2 separate regions of the Homo sapiens genome follow, and region 1 is linked to region 2. Evidence: read pairs that join two places in POLR2A ChIA-PET (ENCODE). Cell type or tissue: MCF 10A. All regions are shown on one strand. Each heading gives the region's core, and the rest is flanking DNA. Links, peaks and the distances in the headings are about the cores only.

What was found. Peaks named below come from ENCODE experiments on the same cell type or tissue, not always from the same donor. Only the 100,000 strongest peaks of a DNase experiment are listed, where the experiment ranks them.
Region 1: POLR2A ChIA-PET joins it to region 2 with 5 read pairs; 3 of 35 experiments call an interaction of 5 or more read pairs at or near these places.

What each region holds. Positions count from the first base shown.
Region 1 is chr10:121,939,793-121,955,747 of GRCh38, forward strand. It overlaps the pseudogene ATE1OSP. Among named protein-coding and RNA genes, the nearest start is that of ATE1, 20 kb to the left of the region's middle. In MCF 10A, for the core only: no CTCF peak of the experiment used is centred there; no DNase peak of the experiment used is centred there.
Region 2 is chr10:122,105,799-122,121,753 of GRCh38, forward strand. All of the region lies in intron 5 of TACC2 (transforming acidic coiled-coil containing protein 2), which reads left to right. Among named protein-coding and RNA genes, the nearest start is that of TACC2, 120 kb to the left of the region's middle. In MCF 10A, for the core only: CTCF peaks have their summits at 7,013 and 7,600; DNase peaks (open chromatin) are centred at 6,973, 7,573 and 8,013.

The sequences.
Region 1 (15,955 bases), core at 7,730-10,229, 160 kb before region 2:
GTTGAGGCACAAGAATCACTTGAACTCAGGAGGTGGAGGTTGCAGTGAGCCAAGGTCATCCCACTGCAGACTGCATTCCAGCCTGGACGACAGAGCAAGATCCTGTCTCCAAAAAAAAAAGAGGAATGAACATTTACAGTTTGAAATTTAAAATAATACCATTTACATTAGCAACGAAAAAAGAAATAAGTATAAATCTGACAAAATATGTTTAATGTCTGATATGGTTCGGTTGTGTCCCCTCCCAAATCTCATCTTGAATTGTAGTTCCCATAATCCCCACGTGTCATGGGAGGGACCAGGTGGAGATAATTGAATCATGGGGGGCGATTTCCCCCATCCTGTTCTTGTGATAGTGAGTTAGTTTTCACGAGATCTGATGGTTTTATAAGAAGTTTCCCCCTTCGCTGGACACTCACTCTGTCTCCTGCTGCCCTGTGAAGAGATTCCTTCTGCCATGATTGTAAGTTTCCTGAGGCCTCCCCAGCCATGTGGAACTGTGAGTCAATTAAACCTCTTTACTTTATAAACTGCCCAGTCTCGGGTATGTCTTTATCAGCAGTGTGAGAAAGGACCAATACAATATCTATGTGAGGAGAACTACAAACCTCGAAATAAAGAATGAAATAAATGAAGAGAGAATCTATGTTCGTTGAAGGAAGATGAATGTTGTTAAGACATCAGTTTTTTACAACTTGATCTTCAGATTCTGAGTAGTCCCAGTCAGAATCCTAGGAAGTCATTTTCTGAATATCAACAAACATTCAAAAGTTTATATGGACAGCCAAAAGACCCATAATAACCAAAACAACACTGAAGAACAACAAAGTTGGAGGACTGACGCTACTGGACTTCAAGACTTGCTATAAAGCTAGTCATCAAGATAGTGTAGTATTGGTGAAAGAACAGATAGATAAATGGAACAGAGAGCCCAGAAATAGACTCATACAAATACAGCCAACTGATCTTTTGCAAAGGAGCAAAGGCAAGTCAATGGAAAAGTGATAGTCTTTTCCACAAATGGCACAGAACTGGACATCCATATGCAAAAAAAAAAATACATCTAGACACAGTCCTTATATCCAATGTAAAAAATTAACTCAAAATGAATTATAAACCTAAATGTAAAATGCAAAATTGTAAAACTCCAAGGTAATAACATAGGAGAAAGTCTAGGTGACCTTGGGTTTAGTGATGACTTTTTAGATATAACACTAGAAGCATGATCCATGAAAGAAAAAAAATTAAGTAATACTTCATTAAAATTTAAAACTTTCTGCTCTGTGAAAGATACTGTTGGCCGGGCATGGTGGCTCATGCCTGTAATCCCAGGACTTTGGGAGTCCGAGGCAGGCGGATCATCTGAGGTCAGGAGTTTGAGACCAGCCTGGCCAACATGATGAAACCCCACCTCTCCTAGGAGTAGAAAAATTAGCCGGGCATGGTGGCGCACACCTATAATCCTAGCTACTTGGGAGGCTGAGGCAGGAGAATCGCTAGAACCTGGGAGGCAGAGGTTGCAGTGAGCCGAGATCACGCCATTGCACTCCAGCCTGGGTGACAGAGCAAGACTCCATCTAAAAAAAAAAAAAAAGATACTGTTAAGACAATGAAAAGACAAGCCACAGACTGGGAGAAAAAAACTGCAAAACACGTATTTGATAAAGGACAGGTATCTAAAACACACAAGGAACTCTTAAAACTTAACAATAAAAAAGCAAACAGCCAAATTAGAAACGGGCAAAAGATTTTAACAGACAATTAAAGATAAACAGATGGCAGATAAAACATATGAAGAGATGCTCAGCATTACATGTTATTAGAGAACTTCAAATTAAATCAAATCAACAATGAGATGCCTTTACACAACTATTAGAATGGCTAAAGTTTGACAACACCAAATGCTAGCAAGGATGTGGAGCAACAGGAACTCTCATATGTCACCGATGGTGAGGCAACATGCACTGCAACCACTTTGGAAGACAGTTTGGCAGTTTCTTACAAAACTAAACATACTCTTACCATACAATCCAGTGATCGTGCTCCTTGTTATATACCCAAAGCAGTTGAAAACTGACGTCCACACAAAAACCTGCACACAAATGTTTATTGCAGCTTTATTCATAATTGCCAAAACTTGGAAGTAACCAAAATGTCTTTCAGGAGGTGAAAGGATAAACAAACTGGCACATCCATATAATGGAATGTTACTCACTAATAAAAAGAAATGAGCTGGATTGCCATTCTCAAGTCATGAAAAGACATAAAGGAACCCTAAAAGCATAATGCTAAGGGAAAGAAGCCAATCTGAAAAGCCTATATAGTATATGATTCTAACTATATGACTTCTGGCAAAAGCAAAACTCTGGAGACAGTAAAATGATCAGAGGTTGCCAGGGGTTCAGGGTATTGAGGGATGGAAAGATGAATAGGTACAGACATGAGATTTTTAGGGCAGTGCTACTATTCTGTATGAAACAGTAATAATGGACACGTGTCATATACTCGTCAAAACTCATATAAGGTACAAGATAAGGAGTGAATCTTAATGTAAACTATGGACTTCAGTTAATAATAATGTATCAATATTGATTCCTCAGTTATCACAAATGTACCACACTAATACAAGATGTTTATAATAGGAGGAACTTGTGGAGAGAAGGTATGTAGGAATTCTCTGTACTTTTCAGTCAATATTTTTGTAAACCTAAAGTTGCTCTAAAAAAAGAAAGTTGATTAAAGAACAGCAGTGTAAAATCTTTGTATGTTGATTACATGTTGGTTGACAATATTTTGGATATACTATGTTAAAGCGTATCACTAAAACTAAATCACCTATTTATTTTTATTTTTTTAAACTCCTAGAAAATTTTCTATTACATCTGTGACTCACATTCTAATTTTGTTGAACAGTGCTGGTCTAGAACCAGGTTCTTGCACCTCTAGTGTACCAGCCCAATTCTCTGTCTCTGCTTCTAGGCCCTATGGTTTCAGGATCTTTTATCAAGCATCTCTTCTTTTTAATCACTTTGCTGTTAACAGCATTTCAGAGTCTTTATTTGTTTTGGAAAGTCATCAAGATTCCTCTGCATCATGTCCTGGCTTCAGTGTCCCTTCCCCATACTGTACTCTATATTCTGGCTTCCAGCATCCCCCTGTGTATGTGGTACTCTGGCTTGTGTAACTTCCTCTTGTTAACAACCAGTTTGATTGAGTCATCTCCTGGCTGGTCTCAGGAGTATTCCCACATTTCTGCTCAGATTGTGCTCTCAATCTACTTCAAGAAGCACTTCCTTTTCCAAGAAGGCCTCTGTCTTCAGTTCCACCTCACATTAAAGACTCCAGCCCTTTGTTATCTCTCAATATGTAAGCAATGCATTTTTACCCCTTTATTACACTTGTGATATATTTGCATATAGTTCTTTCCCGCCTACTTGGATTGTAAGTTCACCAAAAGTAGACTGTTGCCACTCCTTTGATATTCCAAGGTTGTGTGGGATGGCATATGCATGAGATCACAGGCTTTGTTTTTAGACATTGGTGTTTAAGTTGCAGTCTCCCACTTAGCATCTTTGTGGCCTTAAACATGTCACTTAACTCTCTTAAAGTTTCCTCATACGTAAAATGGGGATGATATTCCTATCACCTCATAGGATTGTTGGAGGGGTCCGTGTTTGGTGTTTAGATGCCATTGGATGCACTCAGACTTCTGCAAAATGGAGACAGCAGGCAAGGCGCTGTTTCCAATGCCAAAAGTTGCTCTTGCATTTTACTGTGAAGTTCATATCAAGTTCACTTTATGTGAGAAGGGGTTAACAACCCTTTCCATTCAATCACCACCATCTTCTCCATGAGCTAGGACTTCCCATAACTCTTTAAACACATTTCATGATTTTTTATGAAGGATTAAAATTTAGGTGTGTGAAGATCAGAGTCATTTTCTTCACAACTCAGGCAGTCTTTCACTTACAGAGCAAAGCCCAGTCTTGCTCATAGTTTGTTTCAACCTGATTTACTATCAGAAAAGTTCTCTGTTTATTTTACTGGCTTAAAAATATTCTTTCTCTGGTCTAGTTTCTCTTGTCAGAAAAGAGAAACAATTTACAACATAGTACTTAAATAAAAAGTAATTTTAGGTCCGTGTGATTTTCTTTATATAAGTGTTATTTTAATTTAAGCTGATTACTTAAAGGGAGGCTTACACTCAGGACTGCATATTTTTCTTTATCAAAAAAGAGGCTTCTCTTTTTTCACATGAGGGTAAATAAGAGGCTGCCTTTTAGCACTTCACACAATGCCTGACTCTTAGCCAATGAATGAAAGGGGCTTGTGGTATCCTATGGTCCCGTCAGGTCATAGATGTATAAGAATTTTGGCTGAATTAATATCACATGAGTTTGAAATCTGAGTGACATGGTTTTTATCAATTTTAAAATGGTGTTATGTTTGGTTTGGAGATCAAGTTAATATAAAATGTAGAATGAAACGTAATTTAATGCTTTTGAACCATTACATGACCTGATGTTTGAAATTCTTTTCTAAAGCATAAAATACATGTATTGTTTGTTTGTTTGTTAATTGAGATGGAGTCTCACTTTGTTGCCCAGGCTGCAGTGCAGTGGTGTGATCTCAGCTCACTGCGACTTCTGCCACCCAGGTTCAAGCGATTCTCGTGCCTCAGCTTCCTGAGTAGCTGGGACTACAGGCACGTGCCACCACGTCTAGCTAATTTTTTGTTTTGTTTTGAGACAGAGTCTCGCTCCATCGCCCAGGCTGGAGTGCAGTGGTGTCATCTCCACTCACTGCAAGCTCCGCCTCCTGGGTTCACGCCATTCTCCTGCCTCAGCCTCCTGAGTAGCTGGGACTACCCACTACCACACTCCGCTAATATTTTGTATTTTTAGTAGAGATGGCGTTTCACCATGTTAGCCAGGATGGTCTCAATCTCCTGACCTCGTGATCCGCCTGCCTCGGCCTCCCAAAGTGCTGGGATTACAGGTGTGAGCCACCGCGCCCGGCCATGTATTTACTTTTATAGCTATTTATGAATATTATTTTGGGGGGCTATAGTTTTTTTTGGTTTTGTTTTTTTGGGTTTTGGGGTTTTTTTTTTTTTTTTTTTTTTTAGACAGGGTCTCACTCTGTTGCCCAGGCTGGAGTGAGTGGCGCCATCTTGGCTCACCAACAGGAGGCTACTCAGCCTTCTGACTAGCTGAGATTACAGGCATGCGTCACCATGCCCCGCTAATTTTGTATTTTAAGTAGAGACAAGGTTTCTCCATGTTGGTGAGGCTGGTCTCAAACTCCTCGACCTCAGGTGATCCGCCAGCCTCGGCCGCCCAAAGTGCTGGGATTATAGGCGTGAACCACCGAGCCCGGCCTAAATTTTTTTTTGTAGAGATAGAAGTCTCACTCTGTTGCTCAGGATGGACTTGAATCCCTGGGCTCAAGTGACCCTCCCGCTTGGCCTCCCACAGTGCTGGGATTATAGGCATAAATCATCACATCTGGCTGGGCTACAGTCTCAATTACTTCTCTGCACATGGCACATTTCGGGAGGGACAGATTTAATTCCTAAGAATCCAGGTAATTAATTACTGTATTTTTTCCTTTTCACATTTTTTTTTTAAGATGGAGTCTCGCTCTGTTGCCCAGGCTGGAGTGCAGTGGCGCAGTCTTGGCTCATTGCAACCTCTGCCTCCCAGGTTCAAGCAATTCTTGCACCTCAGCCTCCCAAGTAGCTGGGATTACAGGCGCACACCACCACGCCTGTCTACCTTTTTGTATTTTTAGTAGAGTTGAGGGTCTCACCATGTTGGCCAGACTGGTCTCGAACTCCTGACCTCAGATGATCTGCCCACCTCGGCCTCCCAAAGTGCTAGGATTACAGGCATGAGCCACCACGCCTGGCCCACATTTGTTTTAAAGAACTAGAGATGTCTCAATGGGCTACACGATGACTTTGGATGAATGCGGCTTGCATACATGGTAGAGAGTATCTTGAAGTGAATAGACAGAATCATTTTCATTCATTTGTACTTCAATACTGGTATTTTTTTTGCTTCCTATTTTTTTGGAGACAGAGTGTCATGCTGTCGCCCAGGCTGGAGTGCAGTGGCGCAGTCTTGGCTCATGGCAGCCTCCGGCTCCCAGGTCCAAGAGGTTCTCTTGCCTCAGCCTCCCGAGTAGCTGGAACTACAGGTGCGCATCACCATGCTCAGCTAATTTTTGTATTTTTTAGTAGAGATGGGGTTTCACCATATTGGCCGGGCTGTTCTCGAACTCCTGACCTCATGGTCTGCCCACCTCGGCCTCCCAAAGTGCTGGGATTACAGGTGTGAGCCACTGCGCCTGGCCATATATTTACTTTTTGTAACTATTTATGAATATGATTTTGGGTGTTTGTTTTTGTTTTTGTTTTTGTTTTGAGACAGAGTCTCACTCTGTTGCCCAGGCTGGAGTGTAGTGGCACAATCACGGCTCACTGCAGCCTTGACCTCCCAGGCTTAAGCAATCCTTCCACTTCAGCCTCCCAAGTAGCTGGGACCCCAGGCATGCCACCAAGCCTGGCCAATTTTAAATTTTTCTTTTTTCTTGAGATGGAATTTTGCTCTTGTTGCCCAGGCTGGAGTGCAATGGCACAATCTTGGCTCACTGCAACCTCTGCCTCCTGGGTTCAAGCAATTCTCCTGCCTCAGCCTCCTGACTAGCTGGGATTATAGGCATGCACCACCATGCCCGGCTAATTTTGTATTTTTAGTAGAGACAGGGTTTCACCATGTTGGTCAGGCTGGTCTCGAACTCCCGACCTCAGGTGATCCGCCAGCCTCAGCCTCCCAAAGTGCTGGGATTACAGTCATGAGCCATTGAGCCTGGCCTAAATTTTTTTTTGTAGAGATAGAAGTCTCACTATGTTGCTCAAGATGGTCTTGAACCTGTGGGCTCAAGTGACCCTCCCACTTGGCCTCTCAAAGTGCTGGAATTATAGGCATAAACCACCACATCTGGCTGGGCTACAGTCTGAATCACTTCTCTGCACATGGCACATTTTGGGAGGGACAGATTTAATTCCTAAGTAAGAATCCAGGTAATTAATTACTGTATTTTCTCCTTTTCACATTTGTTTTAAAGAACTAGAGATGTCTCATTGGGCTACATGATGACTTTGGATGAATGCAGCTTGCATACATGGTAGAGAGTATCTTGAAGTGAATATACAGAATCATTTTCATTCATTTGTATTTCAACATTTCAACACTGGTACCTTTTTTGCTTCCTGCTTCCTCCTTTTTTTTTTTTTTTTTTTTTTTTGAGACAGAATGTCACTCTGTCACCCCAGCTGGAGTACAGTGGCGTGATCTTGGCTCACTTCAGCCTCTGCCTCCCGGGTTCAAGTGATTCTCCTGCCTCAGCCTCCCGAGTTGCTGGGACTACATGCACGCACCACCATGCCTGGCTAATTTTTGTATTTTTTAGTAGAGACAGGGTTTCACCATATTGCCCAAGCTGGTCTCGAACTCCTGACCTTGTGATCCACCCGCCTCAGCCTCCCAAAGTGCTGGCATTACAGGCGTGAGCCACTGTGCCCGGCCTGCTTCCTATCTTTAAAGACCAGTTATCAACATAAATAATATGTGACTAAAAATATATTAAAGTGTGTTAAAGCTAAAACCTCCCCAGCATTAGTATTTAGCTGAGTGACACCCCAGCTAAGTGATGATGAGGCCACATGACTAAGCCAATTGCCCACTCACCCAGCCTCCTCCAACTACTGTGAATATGCATACAGCATCCTCTCCAAGGGTTTACACTGATTCCATTTCCATGGAGAATACTCAACATATATGCCAAAGAAAAGCAAATCAGATGCTTTCATTGCCTTTTACATTGTTTTCTCTGCACTGAGATGGGATGCCTGTGCCTGTTGAAACACAGCCCCTTTTAGCTTCTCTCTCTGACCATTCAGCCCAGCTTACACTGAGTGAAGCCCATTCCCTGCCAACCATACTATGTCTTCACATACTGCCTCACAGTAGTCTCAGTCTAGGATAGCGATGACACACAGAAAAGCTTGTGACTGCTTCTGGTTGCCTTAGAAATCAGCCCAAGGCATCCTGAAGGATCAATAGTAGGTAGCTGAAAGTCTGAAAGAGGGTCAGAAACTTTAATGTCTGGAAAACAGTGCTTTGCAGAATAGAGAATGAGTGATTAGAACATGGGAGAGCAGACACTGAGAGTTGGAGAGAGAGGAGCAAAGATGTATATAAAGCTGGCAATTGATAGGGCAATGGTGGAAGCAAAAGGCGTCATAACAGCATGAGGCAGTGACTCAAGGTGCTATGAGGAGGAAGTGGAACGGGACTAGCGAAGGATCAACAAACAGGATCTGAGTCTTTGGTGACAGACTCCGAATGATTGAGGCTGAGTGCAGAGGAACAGTAGGTATTATTTTCCTGCTATTTTGGGCAAGAGAATATTCAGCTATCTGAGAATAAGTATAGCCCAAGGATGAAAATGATGAGCTCTGGAGTCATGTAGGCACATATCTTGACTCTGAAACTACTCCTGGGGCCTTTGACAAGTCATGAAACCTCTCATAGCCTCAGTCCCTTTGCTAAGATTAGGGGATAATAAAGACCTATCTCATAAGACTGTTTGGAAGGCTAAGTAAAATAATCCATTTAAGTTCATAGTGTAATGCCTAGTGTATACTAAACTCAATAAATGTTGCTATGGAAACAATATAAGAACCTCTTAGAAAAGAAAAATATAAAACAGTATTATGAGTCTGTCTTTTTAAGAAATTAGCTTTATTAATACTTACTAGACAAATAGTCTTTTGTTTTTTCCAGTTCTGTCTTACAAAATCTTTCCCTTATTTTGCTAAGAGAAACCAAAGAAAACAAAATATTTATAACGCAGGTTGTTAAACATAGAACCTATTTACTAACTAATCAGATTAAGAAGAGGTCTCCAGGATGCTTAAACATGACTGTTCTCTATCCTAAGTAACATATTTCTCAGCTATATTTTTCTGCATTAAATTTTAAAAAACTTTTGTCATACAGTTTTATTACCAGTTTAAAATGTAAACCTTTGTCAAGAATCATGAAAGATGTTAGATAGCTGTTGTTGGAAATTAATGACAGCTTATAAATTATATTGCTTGCTAATAACTTTGCACATAACTGCACTTAAAATGTACATACCAACTTTTGCTTGTTTTCTTGTACTTACCGACTTTGAAAACTTTTCTCATCAAAGCTAAGTTCTTTGTCCTAGCAATAATATACAAAAACAGTGGTTTGTGATATTTGAAATAGCAATATGGTCTTCTCTGTCCAGTGTTAATATAAAGGTACTTCTGACAGTTTCAGCCCCAAACAAAATGCGGCTCTCTTTGTTTATTCAAATTTTATCAGAGTGCATTCCTTCCTTCCTTCGGGCAAAGACAGAAGTTAAACATACCATAGAGTCCTGCCTGTTGGCAGAGAGAAATGCCTTCTGCTATACATGGAAATTGTGTCCCAAATCAACTCCCTAATATAATTCACACTAGAGCATGTTTCCTGAAACCTTTCTCCAAATCCTAGTATAATTTCTCTTTTTGATCTTCTAGATTGGCCTGGGCTAAAAATACTCAAGACCCTCAGATTGCAGTAGGGTCCTATTCCCCATTAGAAAAGAAGATTCAGGTGAGGAAATACATTTACCATGGAGTTTGGAGCCAGTAATAATCATAATCATAAAAAGCTTATCCCTGAGGTAGAAGGGGCCCAAGTGTTTCGAGGGAAAGTGCTCTCTGCCTGTTTAGTTCAGCATTTGGTTCAGTGAGCACCAATGGTGCTGGCCGGACAGCACTGAACAGAGAATAACCACCCCTGCCCCCACAAAGGGGTGCTTAGTCTAGTGAGGAGCATTGATATTAGACAAACAGCATAAATTACTGTAAGTGTCATGGAAGGATGAGGTTTTCTCTGAGAGAGTTTGTGGAAGATCTGAGGGAGTGACGTTTAAGCTGAAATTGAAGAGTGGTCTACATAAGGACCATAGTAGTCCCAGCTACTCAGGAGGCTGAGGCAGGGGAATCGCTTGAACCCAGGAGGCGGAGGTTGCAGTAAGCCGAGATTGTGCCACTGCACTCCAGCCTGGTGACAGAGCAAGACTCTGTCTCAAAAAAAGAAAAAAACCAGTGACGACCTAGACAAGAGCAGTCAGTGAAGTAGTGGGGGGAAAAGGGGGTGGGGGATGAAAACCCAGCAAAAGTGGATTGAGGAGAAAAGGTGAGGTGAGAAAATGGAGAAGGAACACAGGTAACTACTCAAATTATATTGTGAAGAGGAGTAAAAAAGGCGGGTAAAAACCGGAGCAGGGTGTACAATAGAGGAAGAGCTTTCCTCTTTTGTTAAAGATGACATATACTGAAGCCTATTTGTATGTGGATGGGAGTGACCCAGCAGCAGGGAGATTTTGGGGAAAGGGAATCTGATAATTGCAAAATTGAGTCTTGAAGCTCAACAAGCACAGGTGGAAGGCTTGGCTTTGGAAAGGCACAGGGGCAGCGTTTCCTCTGTAAAGGCAGGAAGGCAGAGTTGGGACAGAGGCAAGGTGGTGGTTCTGGCAGCGAGGAGGGAGGAGCTCCGGAGGGACTGCTTCTGATTCCTCAGGGAAGGCTACGGCAAAGTCCTCAGGTAGGAGGGAACACTGCAGGAGGAGAGTGTAGGAGGTATGTGGGGCTGGGCACGGTGGCTCACAACTGCAATCCCAGCACTTTGGGAGGCCGAGGCGGGCAGATCACTTGGGGTCAGGAGTTCGAGAACATCCTGGCCAACATAGTGGAACTTTGTCTCTACTAAAAATTACAAAAATTAGCCGGGCATGGTGGCACACATCTGTAGTCCCAGCTACTCAGGAGGCTGAGGCAGGAGAATTGCTTGAACCCAGGAGGCGGAGGTTGCAGTGAGCTGAGATCATACCACTGCACTCCAGCCTGGGTGACAGTGCAAGACTCCATCTAAGAAAACAAAAAAGTGTCCCTAACTGGGACATGGTGTAGGAGTTTTAGATCTGTACCATGGAAATAGAATAAAGGACATCCAACTTAAAATGTTCTAATACTTCCCTTTCATAAGGGTTTAGGTGGTGTCCATCCTTTTTTTTGAGATGGAGTCTTGCTCTGTCGCCCAGGCTGGAGTGCAGTGGTGCGATCTCGGCTCATTGCAACCTCCACCTCCCAGGTTCAAGCGATTCTCCTGCCTCAGCTTCCCAACCAGCTGGGACAACAGGCGTATACCACCACGCCCAGCTAATTTTTGTATTTTTAGTAGAGATGGGGTTTCACCATATTGGCCAGGCTGGTCTCAAACTCCTGACCTCAGGATCCACCCACCTCGGCCTCCCAAAGTGCTGGGATTACAGGCATGAGCCACCACGCCCAGCCTAGGTGGTGTCCATTCTTCAGAAGTGAGGAAACTGTTTAGTCCACAAGTTTCAGCAGGAGAATGAAACACTTCATAAACTTAAGGCCGTGTCTTCTGATTTCCAGTTTGCTAAAGCAGAGGCGTACTACTATCAATAGCATCAAGAAATGATGATGGAAGAAGCATGGAAATACAATATGGTTCCAAAATGGGAAACTAAAATAGAGGAAGAGGAAAAGAGATCACAACGTGAGAAAACAGAAGATACTAAAAAATGGGACTATCTAGTGCCTGAGAGGGAACTGAGTCTTACAAAGAAACATATACCAGGCTGAACAAACCAGAGGCCTCAGAGACCACAAACACCGACTGCTCCCTCAAAGAATTCCCAGTGAAATACTTTCCCCTAAAATACTAACACGGGAAAAGGATGGAAAGCATGAAAATATCCAGAAAACACACAAAACTGAAACCAGTAAGCACAAGGTGGCATGGACAAAGGAACAGATGAAGGGACACCAAGACCGAATGATCTGAGGGAGAGAACTCAAAGCAAAGACACGCTCAGAAGCGCTCCAGCCCCGTTCCATCTTTCCTAAAATCTCAAGTGGAAAAAGAGAAGGTGAAAGAGTTTGAATGGGTCACAGCTTATCCAATTTTGCAACCTTACCAGAAAGCACTTAGGAAAGTGATGATTCTGATGGAGAAATAAGAAAAAAGAGAGTATAAAATTAAGAAACCACTCTGAAGGGAGCTCTTGAGTATGCCACCATTTTTGAGAAGTCAACTAGAAAAAAATAAGGTTTAAATTATTTTATATTTTTTAGACTAGCATACTTTTAATCATTAATGCAATAAAACATATACTCCCCTGGTTTTTTTAAGTGCATCAAACTGGCAAAAATTAAAAAAGCCACAAGCACAGTATTTCCAAGTGTTTCAGCTGGCTGTGTGACAACTCTAAAACTTAGTGACTTAAAGCAACCACCACTTTATTATATCTCGCAGTTCTATGTCAGGAAATCAGACAGAGCTCAACTGGACATTTCTGTCCCATGAGGTACCACCAGAGCTGCCTGGGGATATTCAGGTGATGACTGGGCTCATCTGGAGGGTCCAAGATGGCTTCCCCACATGCCCTTGGCAGGGAAGGCTAGAAAGCTGGGCCTCCCTGGCCCATCTCTCATTTGCAGCTCTCCATGTGGTTTCAGTGCCACGTGGTAGTTGGACTTATTATTCGGTGACTCACGACTCCACGAATGTGTATTCCAAGAGGCCTGTTGGAAGCTAGAAGGCTTCTTATGACTTAGCCTCACAAGTCCCAGAACATCACTTCTGTATTCTACTGGTCACATAAGTCACCAAGACCAGCTTAAATCCAAGGAAAGGGAAAGCGGACTCCTATCAAAAAAACTTTGGGCTGGGCATGGTGGCTCCCACCTATAATCCCAGCACTTTGAGAGGCTGAGGCAGGCGTTATCACTTGAGGTCAGGAGTTCAAGACCAGCCTGGCCAACAAGGTGAAACCCCATCTCTACTAAAAATACAAAAAAAAGTAAGACGGGTGTGGTGGCTCGTGCCTGTAATCCCAGCTACTCGGGAGTCCGAGACAGGAGAATCGGTTGAACACAGGAGGCAGAGGTTACAGTGAGCTGAGATCTGGCCACTGCACTCCACCCTGGGGGACAGAGCGAGACTCTGTCTAAAAAAAAAAAAAAAAATTGTAGCCATTTTTAAATCTCCCCCTCCAAGAATCTGAAAAGTCTTAACTCACACACCTTCATCCTTCACTATGCTTTTCATTATTCTTTTAACATTGCTAATCGCAACACTTTTCTAGAAATCCAGAAACCTACAATTTCACAGCCTCTGAGTTGATCTTGACTAAAGCGGCATGGCTCCCTCTCTGTAGGAGTAAATATAGCAGAGGATGTACAAGCCTGTTACAATTATGCAGAAACACATTGTCTTGTACTCTCCAATCCACCTAAAACTTAATATCATATTCCTAAGCCTAAACCCTAACTCTGTCCAGGAGATGTAGCCCCTCTGTACTTCAAGGGGTTTACAACTCATGTGGGGAAGAAAACACTGAAGAAAAAAAAATAGCACGTCCGGTTATGCAGTATAAAGTGTTTTATTGAAAATATGGACTAGAGTAGGGCAGCAATTTAGGGGGAACTGAGAATGGAGCTTGGATGATAACTTCTTAGGCAGCGGAGACAGGAGGAAGGCATGGCCACAATTCCACCCTGATTCCTACCACCCTCAGCACAGAAATAAGGCTCCTCCCCAGCCGTTGGAGACATCTATGGAAAAGATTTGTGAATACATGAGATGAGAACAGACAGGACAACTGATTTAAGAACAAGGTACTATTGACAAAACCCTGGAGGAAAAGAAAGGCTTTGGGAAGGTGATAAGTTTTATTTATTTATTTATTTTTGAGATGGATTCTGGCTCTGTCGCCCAGGCCAGAGTGCAGTGGCGCCATCTCAGCTCACTGCAAGCTCCGCCTCCTGGGTTCCCGCCATTCTCCTGCCTCAACCTCCTGGGCAGCTGGGACTACAGGCACCTGCCACCACGCCAGGCTAATTTTTTGTATTTTTAGTAGAGACGGGGTTTCATCGCGTTAGCCAGGATGGTCTCGATTTCCTGTCCTCGTGATCCGCCCACCTCGGCCTCCCAGAGTGCTGGGATTACAGGCGTAAGCCACCAGGCCTGGCCAAGTTTTATTTTTAAAAGATAACATGGCCGGGTGCAGTGGTTCACGCCTATAATCCCAGCACTCTGGGAGGCCGAGGTAGGTGGATCACCTGAGGTCAGGAGTTTGAGACCAGCCTGGCCAACATGGTGAAACCCTGTCTCTACTAAAAATACAAAAATTAGCCAGGAGTGGTGGCAGGCACCTGTAATCCCAGCTACTCAGGAGGCTGAGGCAGGAGAATCTCTTGAACCCGGGAGGCAGAGGTTGCAGTGAGCCAAGATCACACCATTGCACTCCAGCCTAGGAGACAAGAGTGAAACTCCATCTCAAAAAATAAAATATAACATGTATTTTTCAGTTCAGAAATTTAAAGAAAAAGTAGCTCATAATAACCACTGTTGATTATTTTATCTTTACTTGTTTGAAATGGAGTCTCACTCTGTCGCCCAGGCTGGTGTGCAGTGGCCCAATCTTGGCTCAGTGCTACCTCCACCTCCCGGGTTCAAGCAGTTCTCCTGCCTCAGCCTCTGAGGATTACAGGTGCCCGCCACCATGCCCAGCTAATTTTGTATTTTTTAATAAAGGATTTCACCACATGGGCCAGGCTGGTCTTGAACTCCTGACCTCAAGTGATCCACGCGCCTCAGCTTCCCAAAATGCTGGATTACAGGTGTGAGCCACTGCGCTGGCCACTGTTGATAACTTTAAAAAGTAAAAAGTACAGGTTAGAAAATTCAATAGTTGGCCAGGCGTGGTGGCTCACACCTGTAATCCCAGCACTTTGGGAGGCCGAGGCGGGCAGATCACGAGGTCAGGAGATCAAGACTATCCTGGCCAACACGGTGAAACCCCGTTCTCTACTAAAAATACAAAAAAATTAGCCAGGCATGGTGGCGGGCGCCTGTAGTCCCAGCTACTCAGGAGACTGAGGCAGAAGAATGGCATGAACCTGGGAGGCGGAACTTGCAGTAAGACAAGATCACACCACTGCACTCCAGCCTGGGCGACAGAGCGAGACTCCTTCCCAAAAAAAAAAAAGTAAGTTCAATAGTTACAAAAAGGTACAAAATGAAAAGCAACATGGCCTTGGTTTGCAAAATGTAACCACTTTTAAGTGTCTCAAATTAGGAAAGTTTGAAACAAGTAGAAAGTAGAAAAATGACAGATAAAAAGGGGGGCAACTTTAGACAAGAACTTAGAAAGTTATGGTGTTAAGACTACATGTTATATAATTCCATTTATGTGCAATGTCTAGAACAGGCAAATTTACAGAAAGTAGATTAGTGGTTGCTTAGGGGTAAGAGGTCAGAATGGTAGGTGAGGTAGAGTGACAGCTAATGGGTTCAGGGTCAGGGGAACAAAAATGTTCAAAAATTAGATTGTGGTAATGGTTGCTAAGCCCTATGAATAGATGAAAAATGATTTATACAGTTTACATAGAAATTGTAGGTATGTTAATTATATATATAATATATATTATATGTGTGTGTGTGTGTGTGTGTGTGTGTATATATATATATATATATTTTTTTTTTTTTTTTTTTGAGGCAGTTTCATTCTTGTTGCCCAGGCTGGAGTGCAATGGCACAATCTCAGCTCACCACAACCTCTGTCTCCCTGGTTCAAGCGAGTCTCCTGCCTCAGCCTCCCGAGTCACTGGAATTACAGGCATGCACCAGCATGCCCGGCTAATTTTGTATTTTTAGTAGAGACAGGCTGGTCTTGAACTCCCAACCTCAGGTGATCCGCCTGCCTCGGCCTCCCAACGTGCTGGGATTACAGGCGTGAGCCACCGCATCCGGTGTGAGTTATATTTCACTAAAGCTGT
Region 2 (15,955 bases), core at 5,585-8,084:
TTTTAGTAGAGATGGGGTTTCACCACGTTGGCCAGGTTGGTCTCGAACTCCTCACCTCAGGTGATCTGCCCGCCGCAGCCTCCCAAAGTGCTGGGATTACAGGCGTGAGCCACTGCGCCTGGCCTGTCATAAACATTTTCTCTCTCTGTGTGTGTGTGTGTGTGTGTGTGTGTATGTATATACATATACATTTTTTTTTTTTTTTTGAGATGGGGTCTCGCTCTTGTTGCCCAGGCTGGAGTACAGTGGTGTGATTTCGGCTCACTGCAGCCTCCGCCTCCTGGGTTCAAGCGATTCTCCTGCCTCAGCCTCCCCAGTGGCTGGGTTTACAGGCGTCCACCACCATGCCTGGCTAATTTTTGTATTTTTAGTAGAGACGGGGTTTTGCCATGTTCGCCAGGTTGGTCTCCAACTCCTGACCTCAGGTGATCTGCCTACCTCAGCCTCCCAAAGTGCTGGGATTACAGGTGTGAGCCACCGCGCCCGGCCCCTGTCTTAAACATTTTTATCCACTTACTGATTGATGAGCATTTGGGCTAATTTCACATTTTTTCAGTTCCATATGGGCACTCAGAGGGTGATTGCAGATGCTGGTGGGTATTTGAACCATTAATGGTTATTTCTGTGTCAGGCAAATTGAGCACAGGTTTCTAGCCTGGCTTCTCATTTCTATGTGGCTTTCCACTTCTCAGCAAAAGCAAAGTATTGTTGCTACAACATAATTTTAAAGGAAGCTGCAAATGCATAGCAAAGCATTATTTGGTGGACAGGGCCACAGTTACTTCCTAGGCACTGATTTGCCTTTTGTATTCTGCAGGACTCCTTTGGCAAATGATGATGTGCTTTGTGGTCTTTCATTCCTTTCTGAAGCCTTAGGTTTAGTATCTACCATATGAGTGCTTCTCAGCACCACAGTTGACAGCCCTTTGAAGATGCTTTTGGCTACAAGTAACAGACCACCCAATACAAGAAAGCTTCAACAATCATAGGTTTATCATTGCACCAGCAGGAAGTCCAAGGTTGTGTAATTCATTAGTTCAGCGACATCATTGAGGAAAGACCCAGGCCCTTTTCATTTTCCTCTCTACCCACATTCAGTGTGTGGCCAGATGCTCCCCTCATCGTTTCAAGCTGGCTGCAGCAGCTCCAGGCACTGCGCCCTCGCATGACAATGTCAAGAGGCAGGAAGACCCCTGATGGTCAGGAGCCATGCTGTCTTGTGTCTCTTCCAAAGAGTGAGAAAACTATCTCCAGAAGGCCTGCTGATTTTCTCTTCTGTTTCATTGGCCAAGGGTGTGTAACAGGACCATGCCTAACCCAATTATTTAAACAAAAGTAAGGAAACAAGGAGGAAGAACAGCAGTTTTGAAAGCAACCAATAATGCTGGCCATAAAACTTCGATTCAATTTCTCCAAGTGTGCTCTGAAAAGCATCTCCATCAGAATTATCTACAGGCTGGGTGCGGTGGCTCATGCTTCTAATCCCAGCACTTTGGGAGGCCGAGGCGCGTGGATCACTTGAGGTCACACGTCTAATCCCAGCACTTTGGGAGGCCGAGGCAGGTGGATCACTTGAGGTCAGGAGTTCGAGACCAGCCTGGCCAACATGGTGAAACCCCGTCTCTACTAAAAATACAAAAATTAGCCAGGTGTGGTGTCAGGTGCCTGTAATCCCAGCTACTTGGGAGGCTGAGAAAGGAGAATCGCTTGAACCTGGGAGGCGGAGGTTGCAGTGAGCCCAGATCACACTGTTGCACTCCACCCTGGGTGAGAAAATGAGAAGATTCTGTCTCAAACAAACAAAATAATAATAATAATTTTTTAAAAAAGAATTATTTAAAATATGCTTGCTAGAATGCACATTTCTTTTTTAAAACATATATATATATATATTTCAATAGGTTTTTGGGGAGCAGGTGGTGTTTGGTTACATGCATAAGTTCTTTAGTGGTGATTTCTGAGATTTTGGTGCCCCTGCCACCTAAGCAGTGTACACCGTACCCAGTGTGTAGTCTATATCCCTCACCCCCCTCCCACCCTTTCCCCCAAGACCCCAAAGTCCATTATATATATATATATATATTTTTTTTTTCTTTTTTCTTTTTTTTTTTTTGAGACGGAGTCTCACTGTTGCCCAGACTGGAGTGCAGTGGTGCGATCTTGGCTCACTGCAAGCTCCGCCTCCTGGGTTCACGCCATTCTCCCTCCTCAGCCTCCCGAGTAGCTGGGACTACAGGCACCCACCACCACGCCCGGCTAATTTTTTGTATTTTTAGTAGAGATGGGGTTTCACCATGTTAGCCAGGATGGTCTCGATCTCCTGACCTCGTGATCCACCCGCCTCAGCCTCCCAAAGTGCTGAGATTACAGGCGTGAGCCACTGTGCCCGGCCAATTATATAATTCTTATGCCTTTGTGTCCACATAGCTTAGCTCCCACTTATGAATGAGAACATACAATGTTTTGTTTTTCATTTCTGAGTTACTTCACTTAGAATAATGGTCTCCAATTCCATCCATGTTGCTGCAAATGCCATTATTTTATTCCTTTTTATGGCTGAGTAGTATTCCATGCGCGCGCGCTCTCTCTTTCTCTCTCTCTCTATGTGTGTGTGTGTATATATATATGTGTATGTCATATTTTCTTTTTTTTTTTTTTTTTTTTGAGATGGAGTTCTAGTCTTGTCACCCAGGGTGGAGTGCAATGGTGCGATCTTGGCTCACTGCAACCTCTGCCTCCCAGGTTCAAGTGATTCTCCTACCTCAGCCTCCTGAGTAGCTGGGATTACAGGCACGTGCCACCATGCCCAGCTAATTTTTGTATGTTTAGTAGAGACGAGGTTTCACCATGTTGGCCAGGATGTTCTCAATCTCTTGACTCATGATCCACCTGCTTCGGCCTCCCAAAGTGCTGGGATTACAGGTGTGAGCCATCGCCCGGTCTTCTTTTTTTCTTTTCTTGAGTCTCGCTGCGTCACCAGGCTGGAGTGCAATGGTGCGATCCCGGCTCACTGCAGCCTCTGCCTCCCGGGTTCAAGTGATTCTCCTACCTCAGCCTCCCGAGTAGCTGCGATTATAGGCACGCGCCACCACGCCTGGCTAATTTTTTGTATTTTTAGTAGAGATGGGGTTTCACCACGTTGGCCAGGTTGGTCTCAAACTCCTGACCTCGTGATCCGCCCACCTCGGCCTCCCAGAGTGCTGGGATTACAGGCATGAGCCATGGCGCCTGGCCTACATTTTCTTTATCCACTTGTTAATTGATGGGCATTTGAGCTGGTTTCATATTTTTTCAGTTGCAAATTGTGCTGCTGTAAACATGCATGTACAAGTATCTTTTTTCATGTAATGACTTCTTTTCCTCTGGGTAGATAGCCAGGAGTGGGATTGCTGGATCGAATGGTAGATCTTCTTTAAGGAGTCTCTACACTGTTTTGTATAGTGGTTGTACTGGTTTACATTCAAAGTGTTCCCTTTTCATCTTATCCACACAAGCATCTATTATTTTTTAATTTTTTGAGAGTACATTCTTGCAGGAATGAGGTGGTTTTGATTTGCATTTCCCTGATAAAATGCACATTTCTGAACCCCTTTCCTGACGTACTGAATCAGAATGCCCGGGAGCCAGGCCCAGGAATTTGCATTTTAACATTAACCCGGTGAGTCTTATTGGCACTGAGTTTCAGTCCCACAGCCTGGGGTTCGTGGTTGTCTCCTATTGATATTTTCATGTCATAGATGTCCCTTCAGCAATGCTAGTCCTGTTGAGCAGAGGCTGGGGGCCCAAGAAGAATGAAGACTTTGACTTCAGAAATTCCCTTTCCAGCTCTTGCCTTTAGAGATTCAGACAGAAATATTAACTGATGCAGTGATGCTATCTGGCATTTGCTTCAAAACAATCTGGGTAGCAGAGGGAAAGTGGGATTGTGGATAAAATGGAATTAGCCATAATTTGATCATGTTGGATCTGGGTGTTATACATAGGGTGCCTTATCCGGTTCTCTCCACTTAAGTTTTTTAAAGTCTGCATTCCAGGGGCTTGCTCTGTCGCTATGCCGCCTTTGACCCTGGGTAAGTCCATCTCCTTCTTTGGGTTTCAGCATAAGTTCTCTATAAAATTAGTGTGTTTTCACATTTTCTTTTTTTCCCCTTCCCTCCGAATGAACCTCTTCTCCAAACAAAATCTTATGTAGAACTTAAAGATATGACAAAAGTCAAACAGCTCTCTTTGCAGGTGCTATGGATGCCTTTAAGATAACTCCAGAAACCCTAGGACTCTGCAGAAGATAGTTTAGCAGCTACTGTACTAGGGCCTTGCTGTAAACACATATATAGACCACCCTGATGCAGAACCATAGCCTGGTACTCAGGCAAAAAGAATCCTTGGGAAGTAAAGATTCAGCCATGGATGCAATTTCTAAGGCACGTGTTGCTGCCTGCAAGTCAGTCTTCAGTAGATTCCAGGTATCCCAAGACCGCACAAGCCTGCATCTTTCCTCCTCTGTACCATTACTGCATTGTTACCCTGACTTGGAGCAGGAGGGGATGGCAGTGCACATTTACTGTAGCTCTAGGTTCACTATCCAGGCAAGATTTCTGGTCGTGGCTAGGATCAGAGATGTGTGGGTTGGCCGAGAGTTTCTGATATCGACGTATTTCTGTCGTGTGGCAGGATTTGAGGCTCAGTACTGTATGATATTAGGAGCCCCTGACTTCATCTTCTAATGAGTTGGTCCTACATGGGACTATGGCTGTGTCCGAATGCTGGCTGCCCAAGACCACTGCACTGCCTGAGTTCAGTCATTCCTCACAGAGGTGCCGAGGTCAGCCTTCCTCGACCAGAGTGGTTCTCCTGCAGTGAATGACCTTAGACTCTGGAGATGTGAATGAAATCCTAGCTATCTTCTTAAAATCCTTCAAAGAAGGGATTAAGTCACAGTAATAACCAGGTACCTACTGCATTAGTTTCCTGTGATTGCCATAATAAATTACCACAAAACTAGTAATTTTGGCTTAAGACAACACAAATTTATTTTACTAGGAGCTGTGTAGGTGAAATGTCTAACATGGGTCTCACTGAGGTAAAATCAAGGTTTCGGTAGTGTTGTGTTCCTTTCTGGAAGCCCTCGAGGAAAAATCCACATTCGTGCTTTTTCCAGCTTCTAGAAGCCACTCACATTCCCTGGCTCGTGGTCCCTTCCTTCATCTTCAAAGTCAGCATCTTCTAATCTCTCGCTCACTGTGCTTCCATAGCCACATCTCTTTCTCTGACTCTCTTCTTCCTCCTCCTTCCAATTAAAGGACCTTCATGATGACATTGGGTCCACCTGGATACTCCAGGATAGCCTCCCTACTTTAAAGTCAGGTGATTAGCAACTTTAATTCCATCTACAACCTTCATTCCCCTTGTCATGTAACTTAACATATTCACAACTCCAGGGATGAAGATGTGGCCATCTTGCCGGGGCCTTCCTTTTGCCAACCATACAGACCTACCAGTAGATTTCGAAACAGAGTGGCACCTTCCTCTGTCTTGAAGGATGTGCATCTGTCAACTGGGAGGGGCTGTTTCACATGAACGGGATGGCACCTCAAGTTCATCTTAGCTCGTTGCCCAGTTGAGGTGCTGGAGCTTACATGGTGGTGAGTGGTGTATGTTTTTACCACAAATGGATATGACCCACAGGGCACAAGAACCTTTTGTTTTTGTTTGAGACGGAGTCTCGCTCTGTCGCCAGGCTGGAGTGCGGTGGTGCAACCTCGGCTCACTGCAACCTCCGACTCCCTGGTTTAAGCTATTCTCCTGCCTCAGCCTCCCGAGTAGCTGGGATTACAGGCACACACCATCATGCCCAGCTATTTTTTTTTTTGTATTTTTAGTAGAGACGGGGTTTCACCATGTTGGCCAGGATGGTCTCAATCTCCTGACCTCGTGATCTGTCCACCTCGGCCTCCCAAAGTGCTGGGATTATAGGGCACAAGAACCTTGAAGACTGGGCATTTCCATTCTCTCTTCACCGACAGCAGATGGTATACATTTAAACTAGCCTATTTGGGTCTCAGTTATCATACTTGTAAAATGGACACATTAATACGATACGAGGAAACCTGTGATAAGCATGTGAACAAGGAATCTATTTAAGTTTCCATAAAAAATGTGACTCTTAGAAGCACTGCGTTATTTAAAAAACAATATTTTCGCAGAAGGCAGTAACAGTCTATTTCTTTATTCTACAGAGAATCCTCATTAGGGGCTCGTAAGATCTGTTTCTTTAAGAGGAGGAAAGGAAGTGCTGAGTAATTTCTGAGTCTCATGCCCTTTGGTCCCTGAGTATATAATCTATAGCAGTGCTTTCTGTGACACTAAAAATGGGAAGCCTGCTGTCTATATATAGTCACGGGCTCTTCATGATTGGGGCCTAGCTGCAGAAATTTCTAGAGAAAAGGTGATATGCCATGGTGTTGGCAGGTAAGCACCACTTCTGGGTGTGAGGTCCATGTCAGTGAAGGAGTTAGTTAGGCCCTTAAAGGAAAACAGACCTCACATGCCAATAGATACATAACTCCTAGAAATATGGCAGCTGGAATTGGTTTGGATTTAGCCTCTGCCGACTTCAGAGTGTGCAACAGCCAAATAGAACGCACGTCAAGTTTTGCAAACTGTCCAGCACAGCCCGCGCTGTTTCTGTGGTTAAGCGCCATTAATACCACACAGGTGAAGAAAAAAGGGCCGGAATTTGGCTCCAGGAACAAGCGAGGCACCATTTCACCCCCAGCTTCTTTCTGAGGCTCCTGGGTAGCCTCAGGCGGGCAACGGCCCCGCAGAGGAAGCGCGGGCCGCCTGGCCGGTACTTGACCTTCCCAGTCCGTTCTCACGCCACAGCCTTCCCGGCGTTGCCATGCGTAGTGGGAAGGCCGTGGACAAACTAAGAACAGTAACAAGTTGTCATGACTCAGAGACTCCTGGAAGTCTGCAGCGCCTCCAGGAGCAGCGGCCGGGCTGTGCGTCCATCGGTCCGTGCGTCTCTCGCCTGCCGCTCTGCGGCCGCGGGCCCCTCGGTGCGTCTGGGCGCGCCCGGCCCCGCGCATTCCTGGCCGGGGAGGAGAGCGCGGCGGGCGCCCTGCGCGAGCAGCTGGCCGAGCGCTGCCCCGGGTCGGAGAGCCCAGAGCTGGGGGAGGAGCCTGGCCCGGCAGCCGCCGCTCGCCCAGTCATTGGCCTTTTGTGCTGCAACTTTTCCCGAGCCTTTCGGGGAGCCACGCCGGCCCTGCGCCGTTGTCCCGGGAAACTTTGCGTCCCAGGGCCGCACCGGACCGTGGTGACCCCACGCGCCGCGCCGCCACCGGGCTCGGAAAACCCAGCGCCCCCGGGCTCTTTGGCAGTTGCGACTCCGAACGAAGGCGGCTCCGTGCGGGCCATCCCCTATCTCCCCGGGCGGGTAAGTGCCGGGGCCACGGGCGGGCGGCCGGGGTCAGAAGATGGGCGCCCGAAGGACCTTGGCCCCCAGACAAAGGCGTACTGGAAGTGGCCAAAGCTCATTTCGGCTTTCCCCGGCAGGGACTGGCCGAGGGTGGAAAAGTGGCTAACTGCACATTCGGTCCCCTGCTGGCAGAGGAGTGTGGCTGCGGGGAAACCGCGGGCCCCAGAGTGTCTGCCCAGGAGCCTGGTTCCCTTGAGTGGGAGCGCGGGGGTCAAAGCCCGTGGTTCGGGGCGCGCGCCAGTGGCTGGGATTCCCGCTCGCGGTTGGGGTCCCCGCGCGTGGTTGTGGTTGGCGCCCGTGACCAGGCTCCCTGCCAGGGTTGGGGTCCCGCCCTTGGGGGCCTCCGCGCCTTCCCACCGGGCTCTTTCCCAGCTCGTGTGGTCCTACTGGGTCGCGTGGGGGCATCCCCGGCGGGCCACGACGGCGCGTGGACTAGCCATAAAACTCTGCGCTGGATTTCCTCCGAGTTTGGGACTTTTAAATTCTCGAATAGTTACGTCAGCAGGGCCGAGCGCACTTCGGGGATCCGGCGCAACACGTGACCCGCCCGAGCGTCCCCTCCGCGTCCTTGGCTCCCGCCGCAGAGTGCGCCTCTGCCTCGGGGTGTCCTCGAAATCCAGTGTCGGGGCGCTGGGATTTGCTGCCCAGGCTCCGAGCGCCGAATACACCACGCTGTGGCCAGGTGTCCTCTTCAATCCTGGTCTTTTCTTAAAATGGCTTCATCATCATCACTGTTACTGTTGTTGCTATCTTCAGGCTCTGTCAAATGCTGGGACAGGAGAATGTGATAGCGGGTTGAAATACAGCTGAAATAGACATTGTGGAGGGGAAATGGAAGCGGGGCCTAAGGAGGGGCGGCTGGAGAGGATGGGGGGCCCTCGTGTCACAGGACGTGGGACATTGAGGATCCTAGGGCAGTTTCCTGTGCTATGCCAGAGGAAGGTGCGGCTCTGTTACCGGAGAGAACTCTCCCCATTCTTACTTCTCTGATTCCTTATTGAGGCCACATTTTAAAAGCCGTTTCCATGATATCTGGAAATGACTTTTTTTCCGGGACTGTGACGTGAGGCAGTGTTTGGTCTGTGAGATGCACGTGCAGATTAACAGTTGAATCTTAAGCAGTGTTTTTAGGGTTGACAGTTGATGGAACTTAGAGGAAGGGTTTTGTTGAAAATTGCACAGTGAGTTCCCTCCCGGAGCAGCTGGCTTTCCCTTCTCAGGCCAGGCGGGAGGGCCTCCTGAGAATGGGACCAGTTGAGCCAGGCGGGTGAGTGGATTCCCACGGGGCTCTTTCTCACAGGCTCTGCCTGGGACTAATTCTCCGGGAAGGAAATCGGAGCAGCAAATAGGCCAGCAGCCACCCTCCTTGTGCAAATGCCACAGCAACTCAGCTACCCAGAGTCACTAGTCTCTCATCAAAAGTTACATCCCAAGCCTCAGAAGTGTGATCATGGAATATGACCTGCTTGTATTATAGTTATTCATATACCGGTGTTATGGAACTGCCTTATGGAAATCTTCAGGTCAAATGCTGCCGCCTCTGTGGAACCTAGACAGGATTAGCCCCTTGTCTCTCCGTTCCAGCCGTCCTCTTTTCTCTCTTAAAAAAATAATGTTCAAGAAACGTGCTTGAACATTTAAAATATTTTAGCAAGAAGGAAAGTTAAAGATCAAGGTTTCGTTTTACAGATACGAAAAGAGAGACTCAAAGAAGTCCAGGGTCTTGGCCAGGGCCACACATCAAGGTAGGACTCCAACCCCAGACCGCAGACACTTGCCCTGGTGTTCTCTGCGCCAAGTCCTGCGGCCTCGTTGGTTTTATTCGGCTTTGTATCCTGGTTATTTGTGTTTGATGCTTTTATGGAGACAGACACTGCTTGAGGAAGGATATGTCTGGTTCACAATGCCACGCCACAAGAGTAACACAGAGCCTGGGAGGTAGATGGTGGTTGAATTGAATGACACAGCCCCCACCTTCAAGGAGGTAGGTAGGTGAGTGTGTGTGTGTGTGTGTGTGTGTGTGTGTGTGTGTGTGTGTGTGTGTGAGATACCTGAGCATGCACATATGGGGCAGGCTTTGTGGTGAAGGATAATGCCCCAGGAGGGGATGTCTGGAAATGTGGGAGGATATTTTTGGTTGTTCCAGTGACTAGGGAGGGAACTGCTATTAGGAGGATATTTTTGGTTGTCCCAGTGACTGGGGAGGATGCTATTGGCGTCTAGTGGGGGAGGGCTAGGGTCACTCTCATGTGAGAGTCCTGCACAGCAGAGAATTGCCTCACCCCAATGCCAATAGCATCTCAATAGAGGATGCTGCCAGGCTTTGAGGAATCATGAGAGACAGTTCTAATTGGGAGGATGAAAGAAAGGGTCTCTGGGCTTGCCCAGCTCTGGGCTGTAAGCGTAGATGAGACTGGAAGAGAATGAGGGCTTGATGGGGAGCACCTGTGTGTGTGTATGTGCATATGTGTACATGCATGTGTGGGTGTATTTTTTTTTTTCAGGACTTGGTTCCATAGCCAAAAGCGAAGCGTTCTTGGATTTACTGTAGCTGGGGTTTAGCAGGTCCTTGCAACTTTTGCACAGATGATCAGGAGGTGGTTTAGGAAGCTGGCAATAAAATCAGTAACTAGTGCTGGCTAGAGGAGCATAGAGATGGCTGCAGGGCTGGGTGCCCTCATTTATCCCCTTGTGACCAAGGTCTGTGAAATCCATTTTGGTGGCTAGCTGTGTTTTTTTTCTGCCTCTCCCCTATTGAGGTCGCAGTCCTTGGTTCATAACCCCAGTAATCATGTTCACATCAACTCCCTGCGATGACAGAACATGTTGAGGATTATGAAATCATTCAGGAGAAACGAGAGGCCTGAGAAGGAAGACCCAGGGAAACCAAAGTTTGCAGAGCAATGCATCTGAAAAACAGAGGAGCAAGTGAAATTCTCCAGGGAATGTAGAGCAGCCGACCCTTTGTAATGGAGGTGTCATTTCAGATGTGTTGAGTGTCAGCTCTGTCCCCATCCCTCTGTCCGCTATCCACAGTGTTATAGAGTTTCAGTCTGTCACTTTGCAAGTGTATTCATGGCTGCTAATTGAGATAAAGCAAAGTCCCCAAGACTTATTTTCCTTAGGTTGGGGAAGGGCAGTATTGAGAAAGCCCAGAATTTATAGACAAAGATCCTATATTGGAGTTCTTGCCCTACCCCTTACCAGCTGTGTGACCTTGAGCAAGTCGTGACGTTGTGAACTGTCTGAGTCACCTTCCTTCTCGTGGATGGTGGGGCCGCTTATCCCTGCCCACCTGGCTCTCGAAGCTGGGGAGGCCAGTGAAGTCATGCACATGAATATACTTGATAAACAAACTGTAAAGGGCTGTGCAAATGGAAAGTCAGTGGTGTTCATATTTTTCATCTGGTTATGATTAAAAGTACTGATTTAGGGGAGCTCAATTTCCTAACACCTGCTGTAGCCTGTGTGCATTAGTGTTGTTTTTAAATGCAAACCAGGAGACATACTATGAAACGCAGTTCTTCCTTATTTAGAAGCTGTGTATTGACTCTGCCGTCCATGAGCTGGTTGTCTCGGCTTCCTTTTTGTTCATCCTACCTTGCTTTGCCACTCTCCTTTCTTTCTTTTTTTTTTTTGAGACCGTCTTGCTGCATGAGTGAGTGAGTGCAAAGCCCTTCACACAACACCTGGCAAACAGAAGTGCTCACAATGTGAGTGGCCCTTATGACTGCTATTATCATTAATACTTTTATTGTAATGATTTAAATTTGTTACAGTATTTCATATATATTCAAATTTTGCCACCAGCAGCAAAATCAGCATGCTCACAACATTAAATCAAGTCCCTCAAATCTCAGGGCCGCAGTTTCTCCTCTGCTCCTGGGAGAGGTCAACCTCTCTGGTCTTAGAAATCTTTTTTTTTTTTTTTTTTCTTTGAGACAGAGTCTCGCTCTGTCACCAGGCTGGAGTGCAGTGGCGTGATCTCGGCCCACTGCAACCTCTGCCTCCTGGGTTCAAGTGATTCTCCTGCCTCAGCTCCACAGCAGCTGGGACTACAGGTGTGCACCACCATGCCCGGCTAATTTTTTGTATTTTTAGTAGAGACGGGGATTTGCCATGTTTCCCAGGCTGGTCTCGAACTCCTGCTGTCAAGTTATCTGCCCAGCTCGGCCTCCCAAAATGCTGGGATTACAGGTGTGAGCCACCGCACCCAGCTGCCACCCTCTCTTTTAATTGTTCATTTATATTTTGCCTAGAAAATAAGTACAAACACACGAATATGGGGCTCTTGTTAGGTCTGCTGACCTGGGGAGAAATAAATGGAAAGAGAAAGCAGCTGCCCCATTGGCTCATCTCAGGTTATTTACAGTCCCGCTAATTCTTGTCATTCTGTGGTTGTGTCCACGCTTGGTCCTCTGAGGTCCAGGAGCTATTCTAGTGTCTGCATCATTTAGAATAGAAGGCTCCTGGCTAGCATTCTTGCACTGAAGCTCCTTGAGGGCATGGGGGGTTGGTTTCATATCATGACTGTTCCCCCAGTGGGGCACATTCTAAATTGACAAGAGACAGTAAGCAGCTAGGCCATATGGCCATCAATAGGATCTTTTTTCTTCCTCCTTTTATACCCAGGACACCCCTCCCTCCATCCCTTGGGCTTGCTGTGGCTCCTACTTTCTGGCTCCCTGCTTCACACAGAACAGGAAAAGATTGAACATTACCTTTGTTTTTCTCTTTTTCTTTTTTTTTTTTTTTTGAGATGGAGTCTTACTCTGTTGTCCGGGCTGGAGTGCAGTGGTGCCATCTCAGCTCACGGCAACCCCTGCTTCCCCGGGTTCAAACTGTTCTCCTGCTTCAGCCTCCCAAGTAGCTGGGACTACAGGCATGTGCCACCATGCCCGGCTAATTTTTGTATTTTTAGTAGAGTTGGAGTTTCACCATGTTGGCTGGGCTGGTCTTGAACTCCTGACCTCAGGCCATCCGGCCGCCTCGGCCTCCCAAAGTGCTGGGATTACAGGTGTGAGCCACCGCGCCCAGCCTGGACGTTACCTTTCTTACCTTGACTGAAACTGGTTCATCCCAGCAACTTAGCTGGCCCAGGACTCTGCATTCTGGAACTCCCAGGTTGTCTTGTGGTCAGCCGTGTGCCAAGGTCTCTCTCTGACGGCTAACAACCCCTGCGTCATTGCTCTCTGCATCCTCAGTACCTTGTATTGTGTTTGGCAGAACAGATTTTCGTCAGTTCTTGTTGAATCAGTTAATGAATCGTCTCCTCTCTTGAACTATAGGCTCTAAGGCTTTGCTTTTTGTTCAGGGTCTAGACCTGGTTGCATTGCAGGGAGAGGAAATGGAGGTAATTTTGCTGCTTGTGTGGTTTTGGAATCAGGGAAAATCTGTAACTCTGCTAAGATGCTGAGGACTGAGTGACATTTTTTTAAACACCAACTAAAATTTTGCCTCATCTATATAAGAATACTGGTGGCATTTGTTGAGACTTCAGTTTGTTGTTTGTGGGCTGAGTGGCCTGTTCTCAGCCTGAAAAAGTTAGAGAGGAAGCTGATTGTGGCCTGAATTAAGTGTTAGCTAGACAGATCTGGTGGCAGAGGCTATTAATATCATTCTGTTAGTGCTATTTTCCATGAACCCATACTGTGTATTGAGGACCTGTAGTGAGATGATGCTATGCTTTACATGTTTTTTAAATTGTGATTAAACAAACCACATAAGATGTACCATCATAACCATTTTTAAGTGTACAGTTTGGTGGTAAGTATATTCATATTATTGTGAAACATCTCCAGAACTTACTCATCTTGCCAATCTGAACGACTGTATCCATTAAACAACAATTTCCCTTCTTCCCTTCTCTCCCCAGACCCTGGTAACACTATTAGACTTTCTATTTCTACATATATTTTTTCCTCTTATTTCTTTTAACAGTCTTTCAAGTAATGCATTTATCTCCATTTTACAGGTTCAGAAACTGAAGCTCAAAGAGGTTAATGAACTTGCCTAGGGCTTATAAATGGCGAGTAAGTGGCAGAGCTGGATTCAGGCTCAGATCTATGTCCAGAGTCTGTGCTCTTTGTACTATACTTGCTGCCCCTGCCCACCTAAGCCCCTGGACCCTCCATGTGATTTCTGTGCCCAGTGTTCTGGTGAGTCAGCGCACCTGTGGATTTGGTGCACTGGCTTTGGGCATCCTCAGCTGAGATCTTGATCCCAGAGGGGCTGGTCCGTTCAGCTGGCTTTGTGCTGTTTTGATCAGGAGGACAGCTACACTTTCACTCACCTGACTGTATAGCTTCTCCCAGCATCTGGCTGAGTTTATTTGTCATCTTTTGAGAAGAACATCAGGCTGGGTATCGTGGCTCACTCCTGTAATCCCAGCATGTTGGGAGGCCAAGACGGGTGGATCACCAAAGGTCAGGAGTTCAAGACCAGCCTGGCCAACATGGCAAAACCCTGTTCCTACTGAAAATATAAATGTTAGCTGGACTGGGTGTGGTGGTATGCACCCGTCATCTCAGCTACTCGGGAGGCTGACGCAGGAGAATTGCTTAAACCCGGGAGGCAGAGGTTGCAGTGAGTCAAGATCGCGCTGCTGTACTCTGGCCTGGGCAACAGAGTGAGACTCCTTCTCAAAAGAAAAAAAAAAAAAAGAAAAAGAAAAAAAGGAAGAACATTGGCTGCCGGCTCCCTGCCTTGTCCTCCCGGAGTAATTTCCTCTCCTTTGAGCTTGCCGTAAAATTCGGTCCTTGGGCTCATTAATCCCAAAGGATGCGGAAACAACAGTAGTCCAATTTTAAGAGGTGATTAAATTGTGTATGAGGAGAAGGTTCCCCCTCCGTCCTGCAACTCGCCCGTCCTCACAGTAAGGTCTCCTGGGGAGCTGGAGCTGTGAGTCAGCAGGTCACCCCCTGCCTCCCGTCCTTAACTCCCAACCAGAAGCTGCCCTGCTCCCCCGCCTGGCCTAGGGGTTGGGCCAACGTGGGCACTGCTCACAGCCTCCTCCAAGCTGACCTTTCTCAGCCAGGAGACCCTGGGTTTCAGATCAGAAAATTGTTTGGGCTGGAGGGTACCCTAGAGAGAATAGTCGAAACCCTCATTAGGTGGAAGAGGCACCCGCAGCCCTGGGAGGGGAAGGGTCTTATGCCCCCACCCCCTGGTGGTTAGAGCCACCGCGGGTGCCCTGGCTGGTTGCGCACACCCTCTTCCTAGGGAGGCAGCACCCACTTGGCTCTCAGCACGCCACTCCCTCTTTGTCGCACATCATGAGTCGACGCTGCTCTGAGGCTGTAGGGTCCTTCGCTGAGAGAGTCAGAGCAGCTGGGATGGAGCTCAGCCTCGTGCGGCCTTGGGGAGAGGGACTTTCTGCTGTCACATTGCTCACAGTGATGAAGGGCCTGCATAGAGCCTGGCGCATGCTAGGTGCTCATAAACATTGATTCCCTTCACTTGTTGCCACCTGTATTCATTCTTTCTTTCTTTCTTTTTTTTTTTGAGACGGAGTCCTGCTCTGTCGTCCAGGCTGGAGTGCAGTGGCGCGATCTCAGCTCAGCTCACTGCAACCTCCGCTTCCCGGGTTCAAGTGATTCTCCTGCCTCAGCCTCCCGAGTAGCTGGATTATAGATGCGTGCCACCATGCCCAGCTAATTTTTGCATTTTTTGGTACAGAGGGGGTTTCGCCTTGTTGGCCAGGCCAAAATCCTGACCTCAGGTGATTTGCCCTCCTTGGGCTCCCAAAGTGCTGGGATTACAGGCGTGAACCACCACACCTGGCCCTGTATTCATTCTTAATCCACACCCCAGTTGATATTCACATAGAGCCTGGGGTGCCTGAAGGAGCAGCCTGTGCACCTGAGACTCACACCTGGATGTGCAGGAGAGGCGGGAGGGAGGGTCATGTGTACTTTGAAACAGTACATTCTGTATTTTGTGTTTGGGAAACAGTACATCCTGTAGTGTTTGTCTTAATGACGCCAGCATTTGTGGAGCACTTTGCGTGTGCTGGGCACCTTGCTACAGAAACATTCGCATGACTGGTCACAAGGCATCCTCTCCACTCCCTCTCCAGGAAGGACTGTCATTGCCATCTTTGACAGATGAGGATACTGAGGCTCCGAGAGGATCTTTTTCAAGGTTGTACAGCTCTTTATTGCTGGAGTGGGGTCAGGCTTGGGCAGTCTGGCCCCGGGCTCTGGCCTCCTATCACCTGCCCTATCCTACCTCTCCAGGGGGAGGAGGAATGGCATTTTATTTCTTCATCTGTGAAGGCTCCCAGGCATCACAGGAGTATCTAAAAAATGTCTGGGACTTTAAAAAATTTGGCTTCAAAATGTGACAAGCGCTGCTTATAATTGAAACGGGCAAATGTGCACTTTGACGTGGCTGCAAAGCATCACATTGTATCAGCCTCATTGGCTTCTGGGCCTGGGCCTCTTCCTTGGTTCATTCATTCCAGTAAATGCATTGCTG